3 separate regions of the Mus musculus genome follow, and regions 1 and 3 are each linked to region 2. The links are chromatin loops, found by intact Hi-C in ENCODE. Cell type or tissue: heart. All regions are shown on one strand. Links, peaks and the distances in the headings refer to the core of each region. The heading gives the core; the rest is flanking DNA. Region 1 has its middle 72 kb from the start of Gm31667. Region 2 overlaps Gm31493. Region 3 overlaps 4930523C07Rik (RIKEN cDNA 4930523C07 gene).

Region 1 (7,041 bases), core at 1,275-6,274, 53 kb before region 2:
CTGTGGGTGTCTATGTTAATTATTATCTCTTTCTTTTTAGTTTTTGTTGTTGTTGTTGTTGTTTCTTTTTTTGTTTCTCAGCAAAGTTTTTAACTCACTCTTTGTTTCTCAGAAAAATTTTTAATTCACTCTTTTTTCTGACATAATATTTTTATTGATTCTTTGGGAATTTCTCATCATATACCCTGTCACCCTCACTTCCCAGTGCTGTCATGTCTGCAGCCACCCTTATGACCATCCCCCACAGCATGAAAAAAAAAAGAGAAAAGAACAAAACAAGTCCAATTTGTGTTATCTACATCTTCAATAGAACTGAGTCCCTCGGCTCCCACACTCCCCTGGCCATCAGTTGAAGTAACATCAAAAGAGCTAACTTCCGTAATATATTCTTTGTATTGGCTTATTATTTCTGGTATTGCATCTTGGGCTGTTTTCTTCCTGGCAAGCCTGGGGATTAGAATTAGTAGTGGAGAACTCCAACTTCAAGAGGCCAAGGAAAAAAGAACATGAAAAGGAAAGGGTAGGGAAGTGAGAAGAAATCCAGAAGGCCTAAAAACCAGGAAGAACCAAGGCAAAGAAAGATCAGCTGTGCCAGATGGTGCTAAGAGAGCCAAAGCGAGGACTCAGGACTATACGATCAGCTTGAGGTCATTAATCTCAGCACAGGAGCAGAGGCAGGCATATCTGAATGAGTTCAAGGCTAGCCTGGTCTACATAGTAAGTTCCAGGCCAGCTAGGACTACGTATAAGACCCTGATGCAGGGATTTAAATAGAATGGGTAAAACTTGTTGTGGAATAGCTATGGGAAGAGGCAGGGATATACATTCAAGATGACTCAAAAAGAAGCCAAAACAAAAATGGTAAAGGCATTTTAAGTTCCTTGCCTCCTTTCCCCCCTACGAATTCAAGTCAAAATGAAAAATACCATGTCTAGGGAGCAGGATGGATTGAGAGGATATTTCCAACAGTCTGGGCTTTCTCTTGCTTGTAGAGAAAAGTACCATGCAGATCTCTGCAAATCTTTTGGGAGCTCCATCTCACAGAATCTAGTATTATAAGAGAGTTTGATGTGAGCATGGAGTCAGCTTCTTTCATATCTAGCTGGTGACGTGGGAGGCAATGAAACCACAGACAACATAATAATTTGGAGAAATCATAATTCTTAGGTCTACCTAAGGTAAGTTTATATAAACTCCTACTTCAGATATTACCATACTTATTCAATCAACAACACTTCAATCCCATTCATATTTCTAATGAAAAGGAAAAAATGAGTTCTGCTTTCCCAAGTGGGGTTTGAGACTAGACAAATGATCCTTGAGTTTCCAAAGGAAAGACTCTCTAGTGGCCTAGAGCCTGGGAAATGTGTGTGTGAAGACTTGATGCTTGTTTCCCCATGTCCATTTTCTTTCCCTTTGCTCCAGTTTCACCCTGAATTTGACATCTTCCTCTGGGATTGCATTTCCCATTCTTGGCACTACTGACATTCTGAACGAGACAATTCTCTGTGATCATACAGTGGTTTCTACATGGCATTATAAGCAACAGGACAGGAGGTTCTGTGCACTGTGGGATGTTTCGTATGACCTCTGGCTCTACCAACTAGATGCCAGTTGCAATCCTCCCGCCCCAGTTAAAACCAAGGAATCCCTTTGAGGAAAGTGAGGAAAGACCATACCTCCTTTACAAATATGACCTAGGGACACAGTTGTCCAGGCCTAAACCAATCAGCACAATTACCAGTCCAGTGGTGACCACATGTCCCAAATAGGTCCAAAAATATTACACTAAATGTTTTTGGTTGGCCTTGAGAAATGATATTCTAACTACCTATGAATTTTGTGGTGTGTGGGTGAAGCCTTTAGAGCCAATGGCATACATTTCTTTTAATGAAAAACGAAAACAAAACAGGCTCAGCAGGAAGCCGATACTATATGAGGTTAAACCAAGACAGCAGGAAAAGCTGGGCTCTGATTACATTGCAAAGAGGCTGGGTCAGCTCTGACCTGGAGTTTGAATACGTCCCCACCTTTTGGTTGCTGTTGTTTCCTTGTTAAAGCCAGTTTCTGTTATTTGGAATTTTCAAGAGAAGAAGTTCACATACATTAAATTGAACAGAATTTGAATAAAGGCAAGTTAGGCAGCCTTCAGAGCCAAATGAAGTTCCGAGAACTTTGCTGCAAACAGGGGCAGCAGTATTTGTGGATAAAACCAGAAATTAGCATCAGAAACAGCTTGACTAGGTAGCATTCAGACACTGCTGTATTTTAACGTGGCCAGTCGCTCACCAGTGGTAGACTACATCTCCACTGCACAGATCGGCTGAGGCTGAACCATCTTCCTGAGGAACCCTTCCGAATAAAGCATTCAATTAATTCATGTTCTAAGGACTCTAAGTTCTGAGACATCCTCAGGTCAACCTTAGTTTAAAACACTAAAAACATTTTAACCTATAAAATAAGTATATTATATGGTGTAACGAATAGGTTAATGACATCTTGGCCAGTCTTTTAAGAGGTAAGAGGGTGGTGCTTAAGAAAAAGTTGAAACATGGCCTTTCTCCCCCCACCCCACATTTTTGGCCTTACTACATTCATTTCTAAGGACCTGCCGACATATTTCCAAGTAGGATATGTTAAGAGAGTGCTCATGTTACCCTGGCATTGGGGTGTGAGCCTTTAATCCCAGCACTTAAGAGGCAGTGTTGAGTGGCTCTATATCTGTGAGTTCCAGGTCAACCTGCTCTACAAAGCAAGTTTTAAACCTGACAAGTCTCAAAAAAAAAAAAAAAAAAAAAAAAAGGTTAAAAAGTACCCATATTACCAGATCAGCCAGAATGGTTCTGTGTCATTCCACTGCTGAAAACTGAGCCAAAAACACCTGGATTTCAAGTACCATTCTTGCCACCATGTTGTAGATGCTGGAGAAATCACCCACCTAGGGGAGCCATTGTCAAGCGCTACAAAGCCACATCTTCAGGAAGCCCATAAACTATGCTCAAGTAACTTATGGTGTGACTTCACTGTTTTGACATTTGTACTAATAGTGGGCCCAACATCAGGGCTCTTAGCACGGACCAAGGCAATGACAACAGACTTAAAATGATTATATTCTTTACTTGAAGAGAAAACATCCAAATGTTGGTTTTATTTAAGAATGACCCTGAGCCTGGCATAGTGGGATATCCCTTTAACCCCAGCACTCACTCAGGAGGCAGAGGCAATCAGATCTCTGCAAGTTCCAGGACAGCCTCATCTACATAGTGAGTTCCAAGACAATCAGAGCTATATAATAGAGAGAAACTGTCTTGGACAGGAAAAGAAAATTTAAAAAAGAGTAACCTTAATAAAGAAGTAAAATTGTAACCCAGAAGGCATCTCTTACCCATGATATGAGCAAGCAAGAATAATGTGGACACACATCTACAGCCTGCCCAAGCAGAACAATTCTCACAGGGGGCATAAAAAGTAACCTGTGCGATTGTCTGAGTCGCCAGCTGTGCTAGCTGTGTTTTCTGAAATAAACACCATTTTCACTTGGAGGCACAAATGACAGGCAAACTATGGTGTTTTAGATTGGGTATTTGGCAGACACTTCTTCAAAAAAAACGAACCAACTGAGCCTGTCACTTCAAGGAGAATAATCAACAGTATTTGATTTTTTTTTCACCAGTGATCCAATCTGAGCTCCCCGAGAAAATTAGAATGTTGAAAATCGTATATCTGCCACAGTAGGCTTGACAGCTCCCTAATACTTAAGAACTTGTCTGATGAGATCACTGTGATGTTGAGAATGTGCCTTCCTGATATTGTATAATAAAATATGTCAAATTTGGAAGATCTGGGTAACTCATTAAGGCATTTCTACTGGGCTCCTTGTCGCTTTCTTGTTGACGGGAGTTATTTTTGGACATCTGCACAGGAAGCGCTTGTCAGTCGTGTGCATTGCAGAGATCTCGTTGTGGCTTGGGTTTGCCTTTCTTCCTTTATGGTGTCTTTAATAAAAATTATTTTCTGGTTCCAGGGTACTCACACAGTAATTGTTTGATGGTCTGTTTTAAACCTGAAACGTGAATCTATTCTCCTACTTTCAACAGATTTGTGACTTTGCTGTCACATTTTGGGTTTTTTATCTACCTGGGTGGTTTTATGTGTGTGGTTTTTTTGTTTTGTTTTGTTTTGTTTTGTTTTGTTTTGTTTTGAGAATACTTACATGATGTCTCCTCTATTGGCCTGATTTAACCATACAATTCTATTTACTACAACACAGTATAAGAAGCCCAACTTTATTCTGACTCTGCTTTTTTCCCCCTCACTTCTTTTCATATTCACAGGATATTATCTCGTTATGATTTATTTGAAAATCTACCACAATAGTTCTTCAACGTCACCTTTCTCATATTGCCTTTCTGCCAACCTTGTCCTCAGTACCACACCATTGGTACTATTGTGGTTTTAAGATAATCTGTGATACCTACATGACAAGACTTTTTTTTTTTTCGTCATATAAGTGTGACTGCTCATGACTGTACATATCCAAATTAATTATCTAATCTATGAAATATCTGTAATATTGAATCTGTATATCAACTCAGAGTCAGAAGCCTCCTCACTATGTTGAGTGCTCCAGTCACTGAGAATCCCTCAGCTTGCCTGACTTCTCTAATGTCTCCCAGTGAAGGGTTGTAGTTTTTCCTCTAAGAGATTTTACCCATCTTTTATTAGATTAACTGCTGGGTACTTTTTGGGGGTGAGATTTGATTTTACACTACTTACAAGCTAAGAAGTTGTGCTATTTCTGCTCTATGATGCTGGCAGGAGACAGGAAGCTCCTGCAGAGATGAAAGTGCTATTACCCATGCAGAGCAAGCAGCCTGCATTTTGGCTTTCCTCAACCCAAGTCTGCCTGGTGGATGATACATACACGGAGTGGCTAGACTTTACAGTCAAGGAACAACAGCCTTGGGAAATCCCCTGATCTACTATTGCAAGTAATAAACACACTTGAAGCTTTTTCCAGAGGAAGGGGCCTCATCCAAGGGTTCATGGCAAAAAGGCAACCCTAAGGTCTGGTCCATGTGAAGACTTCTCAAGGTACTGAATTCTTGATACATCCACTGAATGGCAGACTCAGTATGTCCCACAGCCTTGTAAATTACTCCCTTTTACAAAGTGTTTCATAACATTGTAAATTATTAAAGCAGTACTTCACATAATCTTGTGTGTAAATTTTTTATTTTCTAACTGTTGCTGACATACAGAAATATAATAGAACTTTTTATATGAGGTCTCTAGCAATGTTACTAAATTTATTAATTCTGATAATTTATGCTGAGAGTCTACAAAACTCTCTACAGTATTTATATTTTTGAATAATGCAATGTTAGGGGTTTGGTTCTATCTGAGCTACATATATTTTTGGGGTGTATTTCATTGGCTGGACTCTTTAGGCTTTAGAATAAGGTTGGGAAAAGTGCTAAGAGCCACCATTCTTATCTTTTCTAGATTATTTCCTTTTCCATTAATTTTTGGGTCAGCATATGCAAAAATGGGTTTGATTGTGTCATGTCAATGTATATATATCATTATTCTCTATATCCACTGCCCTTTCTATGGTATCTTCCTATCTTAGTGTCTATTTAAAAGAGAATGTTTTTGAAGTTTAACCATTATGAGTAATATTTTCTCTACCCCCTTCCTTGTTGAAGATTCTCCTCATTTTATTTTTAACAAATTCCTTTTTACTAACAGTTTGCTGAAAGTTTACAGTAAATGATGACAATTTTTGCTCCCATTGAGGCTACTATATAATTTCCCTCCATACATCTAGTAATGTAGTATAATATAAAAACACAATACATTTTCTACATTAAAACATTGTACTCTTGAGATAAAATCATCAAGCTGTGCTGGTGCCTTCATACTGCTGTGTTTGATTAACTTTTTAATTATGTAAAAAGTTTAGTAACACAATTCTCACACATTTTGGGTTGCAATATTTTTATTATAATGTCTTTATTATAATAATGTTTTCTAAATTCTATAAGGACCTGTATTTCTCAGGAGCACTTTCTGATTCTAACTAGATGCTAACTCTTTTGGTTATCACTTTTACTATTGATTTCTAGCTTATTTGAATAGTACTCAGAAGGGTCACACTATAGTTTTCAACTTCTAAGATTTTGTTAATCAGCCATGGTGGCACATGCCTTTAATCCCAGAACTCTGGAGGGGGAGGCCTGTGGATCTCTGTGAGTCAAAGCCAGCCTGGTCTACACAGTGAGACCCTATGTCAAAAGATAAACAAATAAGAGTGTCCTCTAAGATTTCACTAAGACTTGCTTTATGTCTCATAACATAACCACTGTTGGTAAATATCCCTTATACTTTTAAATATTGCATGCACTATGCTGGTCAAGACGATATATATCAATGAAGTCAAAAGTTTCCACCATGTTGTTCAATACCCTATATTCCAGTGCTTATATTATCAGCTTGTTATGGGGAGGGTTATTAAATGACAAACCGTGATTTATGGTTGTATCTATTTCCACTTGAAGTTTCATTTTCTTGACTATTTAGAAGTCCTGTTATTAAGGTATGCATACTTTTAAACTCTCTCTCTCTCTCTCTCTCTCTCTCTCTCTCTCTCTCTCTCTCTCTCGTGAACCCCTTTATCTCCAGTCAGGATTTTAGCTTTTCTAATCTTAAAATAGCTGTACCCATTTCCTTTTGGTTAGGTTTCACCTATATGTCATTTTTCTTTTTTTTTTTAATTTTATCCTTGCAATGCTATCATATTTTAGATGTTTCTTTATAGCCAAAATATATTTAGAGTTTGTACTTTATCCAGATTACTATCTTTTTATATTATCTGTAACATTTACAACATTTATTTCTTTTGGAAACTCTATTAAGAGACTTTATTGTAAAAGTTTCAGGTTTAGAGAAAAGTTGCAAATACAGTAGAGCCCCCACTGCCTCACAGCAATTTCCCTTATTATTAACATCTTACATGAATTTACTGTGTTTATTGTAATT
Region 2 (7,041 bases), core at 1,099-6,098:
CAGAGCTGAAGTGGCCTTGAAGTCGGCAAGTCTAATCCCTCTTGGTGCTGAAAAGCATCGCTGTGCTTGTTTCTAGTTTGTGAGAGGTTATGAGGAGCAAATAACAACATGTTTAGACAATCCTATAAAGTCGATCCCAGCATACAAAGGAGAAGTGAGACCACTGTAGCTGATATAAAGCATGTGGTGGGAGGGGCCCAGAAGCCCAGCTGACCAAAATCCACCAAGTAGAGCAATTCGAGTCCACAGGGGTTGTCTGATATGTGCTCCCCAACACCAGAATCAGCACCACTTGCTCTTCCCAGTGCCATTCACCACCACCCCAATGAGGCACTTAGGTATCTGTGACAAAATATGGAGAATGGCTCCTTCCCTACATGGTATTATGAGGTGTTCCTAGACTGTCACATACCTTATGTCCTGTAGTGTTTACATGCATTTTCTGATGTTTCTCCTCTCCTGGGGCACCAGGCCAGGATAAGGGCAAACCTATATTACAGACACTGGGCTAGTACTCTTTCACTCCAAAGTCTTGGCCTGGTTCCTAGACCAAGATGATAGTATTTGCTTCCCGCTCCCTTAGGAGGTGTCTTCTAGGGCTCCTAGTCCCTGTTTAGCTCATGGGACCAACTTGCAGAAGGTGCCCAGAAGTGTCCAAATTGTAGCACACCTTAGCTTGCAAACAATGATTGGCATGATCAGGTCTCAAGTCTTCATGAGAAAGCTATACAGAATTTTGGAACAAAGAGGGCCTCACAGTCTCAGGCCTGTTTCCTTATCAACCCATTTCCAAATAGACCTTGGAGCACCTTCCTTCCTACCCCATCTCACTCTGTGATTCCAAGAAGTGGATGTGCAGTGAGGAGGGTTTTTGAAATGTGGAAGAAGGGACGATCAAGAGGTAGCATTATTTTTCCTCCGTGGCTCAAGCAAACAATGTGCCTTATGTTTTGCTAGTTCCAAGACAATGGTGGGAACTTTATGTTTTTAGTGTGTGTGTGTGTGTGTGTGTGTGTGTGTGTGTGTGAGAGAGAGAGAGAGAGAGAGAGAGACAGACAGACAGACAGACAGACAGACAGAGACACACAAACAGAAAAAGACTGCCTCTGTGTGTGTGTGTGTGTGTGTGTGTGTGTGTGTGTGTGCATGCGTACACATGCATGCACTCACCTCCTTTGGGAAAATGGACACTATTCCATCACAGAGCAATCCCATGCACAAGTAGTTAGAATTTCTATGGTTATGACCAGAAGACTGGAGAGCGAGGGAGAAGGCTGGTACATTTGCAACTGGTTCTCCAGAAACTGCTCCTAGATAGCAGCATCAATCTGCATATAACTCATGGCTGCCATCTGTGAGACATCCTCTTCATGAAAGGCCCAACTGTCTACTAGCTTGAACCAACTGGTTTCCTTCTCCCTAGGGAGTACAAGAAAAGAGGAAGACTGAGAAATGGGCTCACAGAGTACAAAAAAGGGTCAAGTGCTGTGGCCCAGATATCAGGAACCCCCCTTCAAGCATTGTTAGTATTGAGGTCACAGTGGAGGGGCTATCAGGTTGGCACTGATAATCCCTCATCAGACCCACGGAGTCCTCTGACACCTTAGCTTTATCCGGATAGTAGGCTGTAAGTGCCAAGTGCCATGGTTGCAAACTCTTAAAAAGCAGTACAATTCAATACACCTTTATACACATTTTTTTATAATCTGACCATGGGTTCCCTCTCTCCAGTCACCACTGCACACCTTTCCGTAGGGCTCTGGAGTTGCTTCTGCCAGGGCTTCCTCCTGCTTGTACCTGCTTTCTGCACTGCTTTCCCTCCACAGGTCCACTTGATTCTAACCTTTCTGAAACAACTTGCTACATTACAGGGGGATGAGAGCCCCAGTTCTCTGGATCTTAGGGCTCTGTCTTCCTCAGTGCCCTATCCTCTCCTAAAATCTTGGTGAGTCTCCCAAGACATTATCAAGGAGAGAAGCTCTTTGGGGGAGTGAGTAAAAGGTAGCTCTCCTCCCTCCTGTTGCATCAGTTTCCCCTCAAAGGTCTTACCATCTTTCTTTCCACCCCCAGGATGCTTAGCATAGTATCTGAGATGGGCCTCCAGTGATGAGCCCAGGCTGGAAGGTGAGCACCCATAATCCTAACGATATGCTATATATAACAATACAACATCTTAAAAATTTTAAATTAGTTGCCACATTGAGAAATGTTCTTTAAAATACATATTTTTGTGGTTTTATTTTGAATTGATTCCTATTTTGTTGTTATTGTCATTGTTGTTTTTTCTGTGTGGTTATTGTTGTTGTTATTGTTGCTGTCATTATTGTTTTGCTTTTTTCTGTAGACAGAGTCTCTCTATCTAGCCCTGGATATCCTAGAATTTACTATGTAGACCAGGCTGACCCCAAACTTACAGAGATCCACCTGCTTCTATCTTCTGGGTGCTAGAATTAAAGAGATGCACCATCATACATGACTTAGATTCTTAAAACCCATAAAATATAGAAAACCAGGTCCTTTAGATGGAGTCTGAGCTATCCACTCATTCTGCAGTGTCTACTAGTAAACAGTTATGTGCCAACAATAGTATTGAAGGCTCTAGAGCTATATGATGTTCACCAGACAGACATGGTTCCAACTTTTGTTATATCAGAGCAATTGAAGCACAGTCGTGTTGGAGGCATGGACTCCTGTAACTACATCAAAATTGATGATAAAATAATAAAACAAGATCCATTCTGATAATGATGAGATATGAGAAGAACATAGGTCAGATAATCCAGTCCTGGAGTGATGGATCAGGCTGGGCCTCAGAAGAGAGATGACCAACTAAAGATAGTGCCCACCCATGAAGAAGCATGACCAACAGACCCTGATGATGGAATAAAGTACTAAACTCCTCTCTTTTTCTTTTTTAATTTTCCTGTGGTCAGACCAGGTTCTCAGTGAAATATATCACATGTATATGGCCCTGAAATAGCTGTTTGGGGGAATCCAGACCATGGTTTCTCCATGGAAATTCTAGAGAAATTATTAGAACAAGGCCAGAGATGGCTGACCAGCAAAACAATCAAACCTGACAGGGGAAGGCCTGAAGATGTGGAACGCAAAGATATTTACTCATCGGGACTTTCAGAGATACCCTGGGAAGAGGCGGAATTCCTGAGCCATTAAGACAGGGAGACCAGATGGTGGCCACATGTGTCTAGAAGCCAAGAAGGAGCAGGAGAACTAAATGCATGGGTGGAACTCAGGCCATATTTAGAAAACTACAAACAGGATCCCAAACAAAAGACAGGCTCCTCTGAAGAACTTCCCCTTGCTCAGTTCTGACAAAGCTAGGAAAATCGTGCTCCTGAAACATCTGCCACCAAAGTCACATGTCCCCTCTCCTTCTTGGCTGCTTTGGTCTTCCAGCAGCAGCACAGGAAGGAAGGTCTTCATGCAGTAGGGTCACTTGGAGCACCTGACAGGGCTTCCTGATACAAGGCTAAGGATGATGCTCAAGGCAGGGTGGAATATTTCAGCTCAAGCAAAGCCTGACAAAGGCCTGTTGTAGAAATGTAGAGCTGTGTGCGATGACTTTGGTCAAGTCCCTTATTCAGTGCTATTGTCAGTTATGCTCCGGTGTGTGCTTGAAATGTTTCTCGTGCTCTTGGACCTTAGATTCTATCAGGTAATAACAAAGATAGTATCAAAAATAGAGTGAAAGATGGAAGAGTGGGCATACTGGAAGAGAGCCAGTTGCACCGTCAATAGAGAGAACAGAATGAAGTAATGTTTGAGTAAATGAAAGTCATGAGGAAGACCATTTTTTGCCAAAATCCCTGAAGGGAGCACATGATGGTGTGTTCTGATGACAGCAAAGAGGCCAGCGTGTCTGCGGCACAGAGGAGCACAGGACAAAGTAGCTGATGAACTGAAGAGGTCATGGAACCAAGTCATGTGAACATCAAAAGCCACCGCAGTGTGTGTAATCCACCAACATTCAGAACAGAACTGTGGTGAGCACCATCCCTTCAGGGTCTGCATACTTTCATCTCTGTGTTCACAGTACTTAGCATATTACCTACACCCTATAAATGCTTGGTAGATGAATCACTAGGGGTGAAAGGCTCTCATTAGGATGCCCCAACACACAGTCATCACCTTCAGATTCTGTTTCCCCTCTCCTAAACTCCCACAGAACCACGCAGCCCTAGAGACACCACCAATGAAATATAAGACTTGGCATGGTCATCAGGTAAAGCTCCATCTTCTCCCACCCTGCAGGGAGACACCACATACCTCCAGAGTCCACTGCATATCAAATTCTTAGAGAAAGAGTTTGGGAATGTTGGTCTATATGGTCAAATTAAGCTGGAAATGAGTGTATTTATCTATAGGCTCTACCTCCAGGACTCCTCCCGTTGTGGCTCTGCATTAGTCTTCTCTGTCTAGCCTCCCATAGAGTCCCTTTAACAAGCACCAAAGAGTTCCTCAGGAAGGAATATCTGCGCAGTGTCAAAACACACATAAGGTATACTTAGCAGGCAGGGGTGCTCCGCTGTGCAGTCTATTCTCAATTGAAACAGTGTAACTCTACACACTAAATCCCAGGGCCAAACCTAGCTAGCCACCAGGTGAAAGGAAGGAACTAACATAGTGCCATTTCCCTGCCCCACCCCTGCCTCACTCCTGTCCCTCCTCTGCCCAATCACATTGCTGGGCAAGAACATGTTTCACGTTCTCTGAAAATCAGAGCCTCACAGTTTTAATTAATTAGCTTTCGAGACAAGAGTCTCACAACATAGCCCACGCTGGTTTCAAACTCACTGATGTTCCTGTCTGAATCTCAAATGACTTTTAAATTTATCTTTACATGAGACATACAAACAAATATTATATGTGTCAGGGAGTTTCCGTGGGTTATCTGGTTGCACGCATGCCTCCTGTTTGCATGATGTTCAAAGCAGCTTATGAATAGATACCTATCTCCAACACTCTCCTCAAGCTTTTTGAAATGTAGAGTGCATTGCTGCCATCTATACCCACCTGGTCCTCAACAGCACACAAGGACTCTCCATTCCCATCTGACTATAACTTAGTACCCCTTCTTTAGTCCTTTCTCCCATCTCTCGCTGAACACCCCACTCCCCACCCGAACATCCTGTGATAGGCTCTTGTCTGCCAGATAAAAGCAGTATTGTTATTCCTAGGTACTACATGTGACCAAGTAGGAGACTCAGTGAAGTTTCATAAACACTTTTCAACTGACCAAAATTTTTATTTTACTCCATGTTACTCTTAGTGCTGCGTTAACTCCTTCCTTCCCCACCTTTATTTCAAGCAAGCTCCCAGGTCTCCCTCTCCTTGGGCAGTCACTGTCTCAGAAGACTAAGAGAAGGTCAGCACGATCCATCTCTGAAGGTCACAGTGCCTTTGTGCCCAGAGTCAAAGGAGAACAAACAATGGGGACAGAGTAAAAAAAAAAAAAACCCGCTCTAGAAAGTCAAATGCTTCAGAACGGAGTTGCTCAGGGATCAGCAGAGATCATTATATTCCTTGAAATATATTTCTGTTTAGCACAAACCTCCATTTTTATGACCTCAGGAAAAAAAATTCAAATACCTGCCCTGAGATTTCTGAAAATTGCTAGGGAACCGGTATTCTTTTCTCACCTCTGGCTCCAATTTCCTGCCCTTGCCGAATTCTTATTCTCTGCTCTCCATAATTTCGCACCTTCTTCGCCTAGCCCTATCTTCTTCCCCTAAAAGCAATCATTTCTACAGGCATGGCACGTTAGCAGAATTTTTATTGATGGTTTTTAGGTCATGAAGGATGGGTTACAATCTCCCACCAACAGCAGACAACCTAACATCTGATACTAGCCGTCCCATTTCTAAACATTCTCTGGGGATTTCTCACTGGCCAGGCCTTCATGTACAACAGCAAGGCTTCTCTCTCCCACTCTCCCTCAGGGATTCTCTGCACTCTTCTCTCACAGCATTTGCCCTTCTCTCCTGCTTTGCATAGCTGGGTGTTCAGTGGGACCACGATCCTTTGGCTTGAGCTTTCAAAGGCAGACGCGTTAATTCTAACTCATCAGAACACAGAGGAAGAAACTTTGGTTTCTCTTTCTAAGGTCACTTACTCATTTGTCTCATGGTCTGTCTTGCAGTCCTTTGGGCTGTAAACCTTCATTTATATCCTTAGTTAACACACAAACTGCCATATCTGGACCTTTGCTGTAAAGCAGTGGTGGTATCACTATCATTTTGTAGGTAATTCAGACTGTGACCACATTATAAGGCCTCTGCCACCAAGTTGTCTAACTCAGGTAGTTTTAGCCTGGGTGGAAGGAATAAAGAAACTACACACCACTGCAAGCTATCTGCCAATTTCTCCAAACTATCTGCATCTTTGTGTGTTTTTCTAAAAAAGCTCATACATAACTTTTATAGACATCTCTAACTTCCTCCCAACCCCTCCATGCCCACCTCTGAAAATGTTTTAATCACTGTTTGGTAGCTAATGATCAGGATCATGCTGAGTTCTGGATCAACATCACTGCCCAAGGTGGCAAGCTAGCCTTAAGCCGCATCAAGTAATCAGCAGCTTGGGAAATTGAAGAAATCATTGTGAAAAGACCTAAATGTTCAAAAATACATGCTATGAGAGTTGTGAAAAGTCAACTGGAGTTTTAAGAGCACAGAAAATAAAACTATAAAATCTTTTCTTTTCAGAGAGAGGGGAGGTTTTCAAATGTGATTCAATAAGTTGATGCCTAGGAGATCATTTGCAGTAACAGACAACAGACTTTTATGCCTCCCATTCTCAAGAGCCTGGCTTCATACTTTTAAAATATTAGCCACACAACAAAGATGAGTCAGATACCTAGATGTACTGAATCCACTGGAAAAGGATTTAGTTCACATAAAACAATTGCGACAAATGAACTCGGAGTTAAGTATGGATGGAAGCCTGGAGCCAATTAAAACTAAATGGGAAAGAGATTTAAGTCTGAAAATTGAAGATAAGGGTCGGCAATTATCCTGCCAT
Region 3 (7,041 bases), core at 1,086-6,085, 56 kb after region 2:
TGGCCCTGGGCAAAACCAAGGAGTAACTGTTGTTATTGCTACTGCTGTTGCTGCTGCTGTTGTTGCTCTTGTTGCTGTATTTGCTGTTGTTACTGCTGTTGCTGTTGTATTTTTGCTGCTGCTGATGTTGCTGCTGCTGCTGTTGTTGCTGCTGTTGCTGTTGTATTGTTGCTGCTGATGCTGTTGCTGATGCTGTTGTTGTTGCTGTTATTGTTTTTGTTGTTGCTGCTGCTGCTGCTGTTCCTGTTGTTGCTGCTGTTATTGTTGTTGCTATTGTCCTTATTGCCGCAACTGTAGTTTGTCATGTGCCGTCATCTACCAGATGACTCGATATTTAGAAGTTGAGGTGTATTTCATATGAATTACCTGCTTCACCTGAAGGACCTTGTGAAAAGGTCTTCACATCCAGCTGATAGTGTGTCTGTCTTTAGTACACAAATATCATCTAGTATTGTTAGACCTGCTCCAAAGGATTAAGATGAAAATCAGCCCATGTCACCAGTCATCTTCTAAAGAAACAGTGCCTACTCTGACTTCCGAGTGTATTCTTCTAGATTATCCCCTTGCTGGAGATAAAGAAACCAAGGCCCAGAGCAACTAGTGATTGTCTCACAACACATACTTAGTAAGTCACACCGCCTCTTCATGCATCAGTCTGTGAGTTTGTGGCTCCTAAACTGTCCATTAGGTGGATTTTGATTTTTGACTCATAAAACTTCACAAGAATATAAGTTAATGAAACCAGGGAAAAATCAAAACCTAAGCTGAAGACCTGGACCCCACAGACCTCCCACGTGGAGATTACTGCTCACCTGGGTCAGCACTACAAAATATTTCCCTCCCTTGCTGCTCTAAACCAAGCCTCATCCCCAGGAGCCACTCCTGCCTTCTCACAGGAGGAACAGACCCACAGTTCCTGCTGGTCTCCTCTGTCAGATGTTCCTGTGTTCCTCCCATTCCTTCAAGACCCAATGGCATGACAGCTGATCTAACGAGCTATGCTTCTGAGTGCCAAAGAAAGATAAAAATCTAAAGGCTGATACACAGCCTCCAGAAAGGTCACCCTTGTGGCCACACCACAGAACGTCCAGGGATAGTAAGATCTGAGGTCCCTAGCCTCCTGCACCATCTAAAACATCTGGAACAAGTGGTAGGTGAGGAGATGAAGGTAAGGAGGAGTGTGTGAGCCTGTTTTTAATCTATCTTCTGTCTATCTATACCTGCAGTCAATTCTAGTTTATAAATTTCTTGTGGTAAAACATGGACAGTAAAAATAATAAAGTAAAGTAATCATAATATACCAAAATAGTTTAATATATACTATAGTAAGATGGCAAGCATCAAGGACTTCATTATATAAGTCTATTACTAAGTGAATGTTATTTGAACATACTATCACCATACCTAGGCAGTCAATCTTGTAACCCAGGAAGCTACCAAGGGAGTAACATATGGGTAGCATATACAGTGTTCATATCCTGAGTAGTACAACCTGGCCAGTGCAAGCTGTCATGATAATCCTCAGAATGGCATACAGTTTAAATTGTAAATTGTGTATTTCTGGAATTTTCTCACTAATGTTTTTTGATGGCAGGGTATTAGAGCTGAGAAAAGTGGGGCCTTAGGTGAAGGAGGACTCCTGTAACTGTCTTCGCCTTTGGAAAAGGCATTTCGGACATGAGGAGGCATACGTTTGGTATACAGAGTAGATCAGGGAAGGGGTTAAACTGGTAGAGTTAACAAGGAGTCAGCTACATTTGAGACTAAAGAAATGTTACATCTTTGGAAGAAAGGATCCCAGAAAGGTAGGGCAAAAGATGCTTTTTTTTTTTTCAAAAGATGCTTTTCATCTGACACTTGGTGGTATTCAATATCTTAGGTCAATAATATATGTTCATTTGCATTTATCAACTATTACTAAGATGATCAAAAGGAAGAGGTCTCCATGTGCTGTTAGAAACAAAAATTTACACCCATGCAGAGGACAGGTGAGGACACAGCCCCAGGCTATGACCCAAAGCCTGGTGACTCAGAAACATCATCCTATGCTACACATTCCACAGGGATGAGTTGTTATTGAAATGGCAATCTCTCTGCTCATTCCCCCAGATTTGGACATTTTAAGCCTTGACACTGTAATAAGGTAGCATTTGACTTTTAATTGCCTTGAACTTCCGTTAACATTAAATGAAGGGAGGAAATGGGAAGGAAAATAGAACCCTATCTGTACTGCTTTCAAGTCACATAATTGTACATTTTTGCCACACCATTAGTTTCCAGCCTGTAAGCCCTTCCCCCATCACCACAGAGATAAAGAAATCATTCTGTCATTCTGTAAGTGCAGCCGTTTGCAGAACTCTAAATACTCTGGAATTAAGAAGAATTATGTAACTTTTTAATGTAAGGTCTATCTTCTAATTGCCACCTGTGCAGGAGTCCTTGAATCGCGTACATATTTGGTCATCCACTTGCTTTTTCAAAAAGCACTCTTTCCTCCTAAAGGATATGACGTTGGAAGACTTAAGCAGCAGTGGCTGGAGTCGCCCAGGAGCTGAGCTCTCTCCCTTTATTTATGGAACAGAAAACAGCACCATCCCGCCCCTAGCCACTCCTAACTCACAGATGACCTCAGAGGCTTGAGCCTTCCAAAAATAAAACCTCACCTAGCTACTTTACCACACCCACAAAAACTGGCTCCAAACTTTCACCAAAACACTTGTGAATCATAAAAATGAGAGCTGAGTGACTGAGGTCTTTCGCTGTAACCATGACTACAGATTTTTGGAGGACTCAAACAAGGATGTGATCAGATTGGATGTACAGAAAAGTATGAGTGGTACCCGTGTGCACTCATGGACCCTCGACCTTGGAAGCACAGCTCCTGATGACTGGGATTCATAGAGACCTGGGAGGGGGTGCGGGGGGGGGGGAATCCCTACCCTACTTAGGGTTCTAATTCTACATTTAATTCCATCTTTTAAATGCAGTTCCTTAAAATTCCATTTTGTGACATTTAGATTATGGGTCCCTCCCCCTCCCTTGGTGTTCTCTTTCATGTCTTTTTTGTTCTTCACAAGAGTTTTGAGGAATATCCAGGGCAGGTAATAATCTCATTTCTCAGACAAGGGAGAGGCTGGGATTAGATTGAAACCTCACTTTGCCCTTCGGGGCTCCAGAAAGCTTAGCTGATGTTGTCCAGGGTCAAAGACATGAGGACAACTGAACTGGAAGTAGACCTGGTTCCTCTGGCTCCTAGCTTAGCATTCTCTCTACTTTGCCGCGCTACCAGCATTCTGCACAGAGCCTGGGGATATCTCCATATGTGCTAAGTCTTCTGTAAACCTCCCTCAGCTTTATCATTCGACTGATCAACCAGAGACCAAGCACAGCCAATGAGGAGGTGCCTGCTGTAAGACTGGCTGGCCTTTTGTCCTCATCTGTATTTCCCCGCTGCTGTGTGGTTCTCTGTACAGAGATGATAGCAAAGAGAACATGCAGTGTCATTCCTACTCCAGGAATTTTAGAATTCAGGTTGCAGGCTCTAAATGCCTCCAGGGACCAGGTAGTGAACAGGAATAGATGAAACGGGTATCAGAGAGAACTCTGGCCTTTTTAAAGCTCCACAGACTGTGCCTTCATGAGAAATTAGTACAGCTCAATATTAAACTTAGCTAAAAATTGAGGATTTTATATAAGAGAAAAGGAAATGTGATTAGTCATCTTCATATTAAGACGTAAGTGTGCTGGGTACAACTCTTGAAATGCAAGTGGACATTATGCCTATCATGGAGTCTCATGCCTTGGAGAACTGTTGTCTTCTGACATATGTGGTGTTGGATTGAACTTCCCTCCTGCCATGTGTGGTCTTGTTAAAATCCAAGCCCTCAGGAGGTATAGAACATTAGAAAGGCCCTGGCTCAAATCCAGGTCCCCCCTACTGATGTATAGTTTAGGGCTAAAGAGATGGTGCAGAGCTAAAGAGTGCCCCCTTATCTTGAGGAGACAGAACCTAAATTCAGTTCTTAGCACCTACCTCAGGAGGCTCACAGCCACCTGTGACTCCTATTCTAGGGGATCCGATGCCCTCTTCTGGCCTCTGTGGGCACTGCAAGTGCACAGCACATAGAAGAGTAGGCAAACGCACAAATACATGATTAAAAATATCCAACCCCTACCCTGACCCAGAGAGTACATTGTGGTATCATGAGTCTTCTACTAACATGGGTCCCTAAGCAATTGTGTGAAAAAATAGAATTCTTCCTCCTTTCCCTGACTGCAAACTTCATTGCTAGGAACTAGAAAGTGGGAAGCAAATCCTTGCTCTGCAACCATCAATATCCCAAATTCTATTTGCTACTGCATTGTTCCTCGCTTACTCTGTGTTTTTAAGTTTTGAAGACTTCTCGAATAATCTAATGGGTGTTCTGTATCTTCTTTACAGCCAGTTGCACAGTCAAACATTTTATATGAAAATTCTGTATGGTTAGTGGCCGTATATATGCAGTAATTCCTATAACCAAGAGGCTGAGGCATAAGAATCACAGGTTACAACCCAGTCTATGGTACAGAAGAAACTGACTGCCTAGATATTTTCAATTCATACTTAGATATAAAAGGATACATATCTCACTCTTACAAAATAGTTGCATGTGCATGTACGAAATATTGCTTATGTTGTAATTATTCATTTTCTAAATAACTTTGGAAATAAAAGTTAGTGACAATCTGAAAAAAAAGAAAAAAAAAAGAAAGTGTGAACTCTTTAAAAATCACAACATAGCCAGGCAGTGGTGGCGCACGCCTTTAATCCCAGCACTTGGGAGGCAAAGGCAGGCAGATTTCTGAGTTCGAGGACAGCCTGGTCTACAGAGTGAGTTCCAGGACAGCCAGGACTACACAGAGAAACCCTGAGTCGAAAAACCAAAAAGAAATAAATAAAAATAAAATAAAAATCACAACATACATATCATCAGGAGTTTTCCACAGGATGTGGCACATGCAGGAGTTCTCACATATTCCAGGGAATTATTGGGTGGGAACCCATCATCCGAACAAAACAGGCCCAGAAACTGAAGTCCTTGGTCTCCTGAGAATGGTGATCACAGAACAGAGGAGCTACAGACGAACCTTTGCCTTCTGCTGGGATTAGATTGAAACTCATTTTGCCCTTTGGTAGCTCCAAGGCTTTGGACCTATTTCTTAATCTCTGATGGCCTCAGTTCCCTTGATGGAAATAAAAATGATTAACTTGAGTTATTGAATTAAACCTTAATATAAAGGCTTGATAACACATACACAGAAAGATAGGGAGGAGAGAGCTGTACACTTAGTAAGAACTCAACAAATGGTGGCATCTGATTCTACAGATCACCTATTCTCCTGAGGTCCTAAGACATTTGCCAGTGCTCTCTTTGAAGGCTTTGGCCTTCTGAAGTATCTAAGTCAGAAGCTGGGTCAAATGAAAACAAGTAGGTATTCTGGCTGAAACAAAGAAGAGAAAGGCTGGTACTGATGTACAAAACAAATCCCCCAGGAAAAGTGACCCTGGAGGTCAGGAGGGCCAAGGGAGGGAACAGAGTCAGGGATGGATAGGAATAAAGACACCAAGATAGCAGAGAGAAAGGGCCAACTGTCCCTGCCCTGATTTCCTGGGAGCTGCTTAATGCACCTTTTAAACCAATTCAGTGGAAAACAGATCAAACAGAGATCTGAGCAGAAAGATTTCCTAACAAAAGGATGCCATAAATACTATGCTCAAGGTAATTTTAAGGCACCCACTGCATGAGGTGTAGTACGTGCTTCACATATCATCCAACTCCTTCCACCTAGAAATGTGTTCTCTGGTAAGCCACTCAGAAGATCCTGGCAGTCCACATTCCACCAGGCACTGTGCTAGACTTGGGGACAAATACTGTAGCACAATGGATAAACACCCCACCCTCTAAGGCATATTTGCCAGAGGGACAATCTGAACCTAAAGCATGGGAATGAATGCTCCCAGACCCTCTACCATGATGGCAGCAGAGACGAGGTCCTTCCTTGCCTATACATTTCCTGGCTTATGAGAAGAGCGGTTAGGAAGCATCTTCCTTATAACTTGCTCAAGGCTGGAGATGCTGTGTTCTCCACATGAGCACAGCTGGACGTTCCAAGGAATCAGAGAGACATGCTTCCCAGGAAGTGTGTCTAAGAGCAGACCAAGACGAATGAGCTGTTTTCTGGGTCCAAGGCACAAACCCTTTGGAGATAACACAATTAGTATGAGCAGAAAAGGGGGGGGAGGATCAAGACAGTGAAAAATAAAGAAAAAAATCAAGGAATTGGAGACTACGGACCTTCAGTTTTTCACATAATAGAAAAATCAAAGAAAGTTCAAATAAAACCCATTTTAAACTCTTTTCTTTGTTCCTAAATCATTCACTAATTATTTCCCTGGTATCATCTTCAAGAAGAGGCTATCTCTGACTTTCCCTGTAAGTCCTAGCATAGCTTAATTAATACCTGATTGATTGAGAGATTGACTCCTTTGAACCTGAAGTGAAATGGAGCTTTTTAATTTTCTTTCCTGCTGAACCTGAAATAGAGTATATAGCAATTAGGAAAGGGCCCCTTGTTATCTGGAAGTCCCAGCTACAATGGGCTCTTTGTAACTGAGCACGTGGTAGTAGGTGATCATTTAGGAGCTGATAAAACATACACCACTCCCTACTGCTTTCCTGATAATGGGATTTTCTTGGTCATTATTTCCCTCTCAAATGAATTTTGTGGCCGGAGTATCTGACTGGACAGTGCTAAATGGGTGGGCAGTTATCATCAAAGCTCAGCTCTAGCCGTGAACACTGCTCACCTTTTACAGGCTCCAGTCAGTACTTCCTCCCCAGCGGCTCGAATGACTGACTCCTGTCCAGTCAGGATCTCATGTGCTTTTTCAGAACCCCTGGGTTAACTTCATTCATTCACATAGCTACCTGCCCAAATCTGGGCATTGAAACAGAGTATCCAGACAAAAAAGAGGAAGTCGAGGAAGTCGGGCTTTAAACA

The links. A loop is a pair of places that touch in the nucleus more often than their neighbours do. Peaks named below come from ENCODE experiments on the same cell type or tissue, not always from the same donor. Only the 100,000 strongest peaks of a DNase experiment are listed, where the experiment ranks them.
Region 1: it touches region 2 in a loop (2.0-fold over the local background); 6 of 42 quality-filtered maps call a loop at or near these places.
Region 3: it touches region 2 in a loop (2.0-fold over the local background); 3 of 42 quality-filtered maps call a loop at or near these places.

What each region holds. Positions count from the first base shown.
Region 1 is chr1:159,948,846-159,955,886 of GRCm38, forward strand. No RefSeq gene overlaps it. Among named protein-coding and RNA genes, the nearest start is that of Gm31667, 72 kb to the right of the region's middle. In heart, for the core only: no CTCF peak of the experiment used is centred there; no DNase peak of the experiment used is centred there.
Region 2 is chr1:160,002,238-160,009,278 of GRCm38, forward strand. The region is part of intron 1 of Gm31493; the gene reads right to left. Among named protein-coding and RNA genes, the nearest start is that of Gm31667, 19 kb to the right of the region's middle. In heart, for the core only: no CTCF peak of the experiment used is centred there; a DNase peak (open chromatin) is centred at 3,274.
Region 3 is chr1:160,058,104-160,065,144 of GRCm38, forward strand. The region is part of intron 1 of 4930523C07Rik (RIKEN cDNA 4930523C07 gene); the gene reads left to right. Among named protein-coding and RNA genes, the nearest start is that of 4930562F07Rik, 16 kb to the right of the region's middle. In heart, for the core only: a CTCF peak has its summit at 4,098 (motif pointing left); no DNase peak of the experiment used is centred there; H3K27ac peaks cover 726 bases.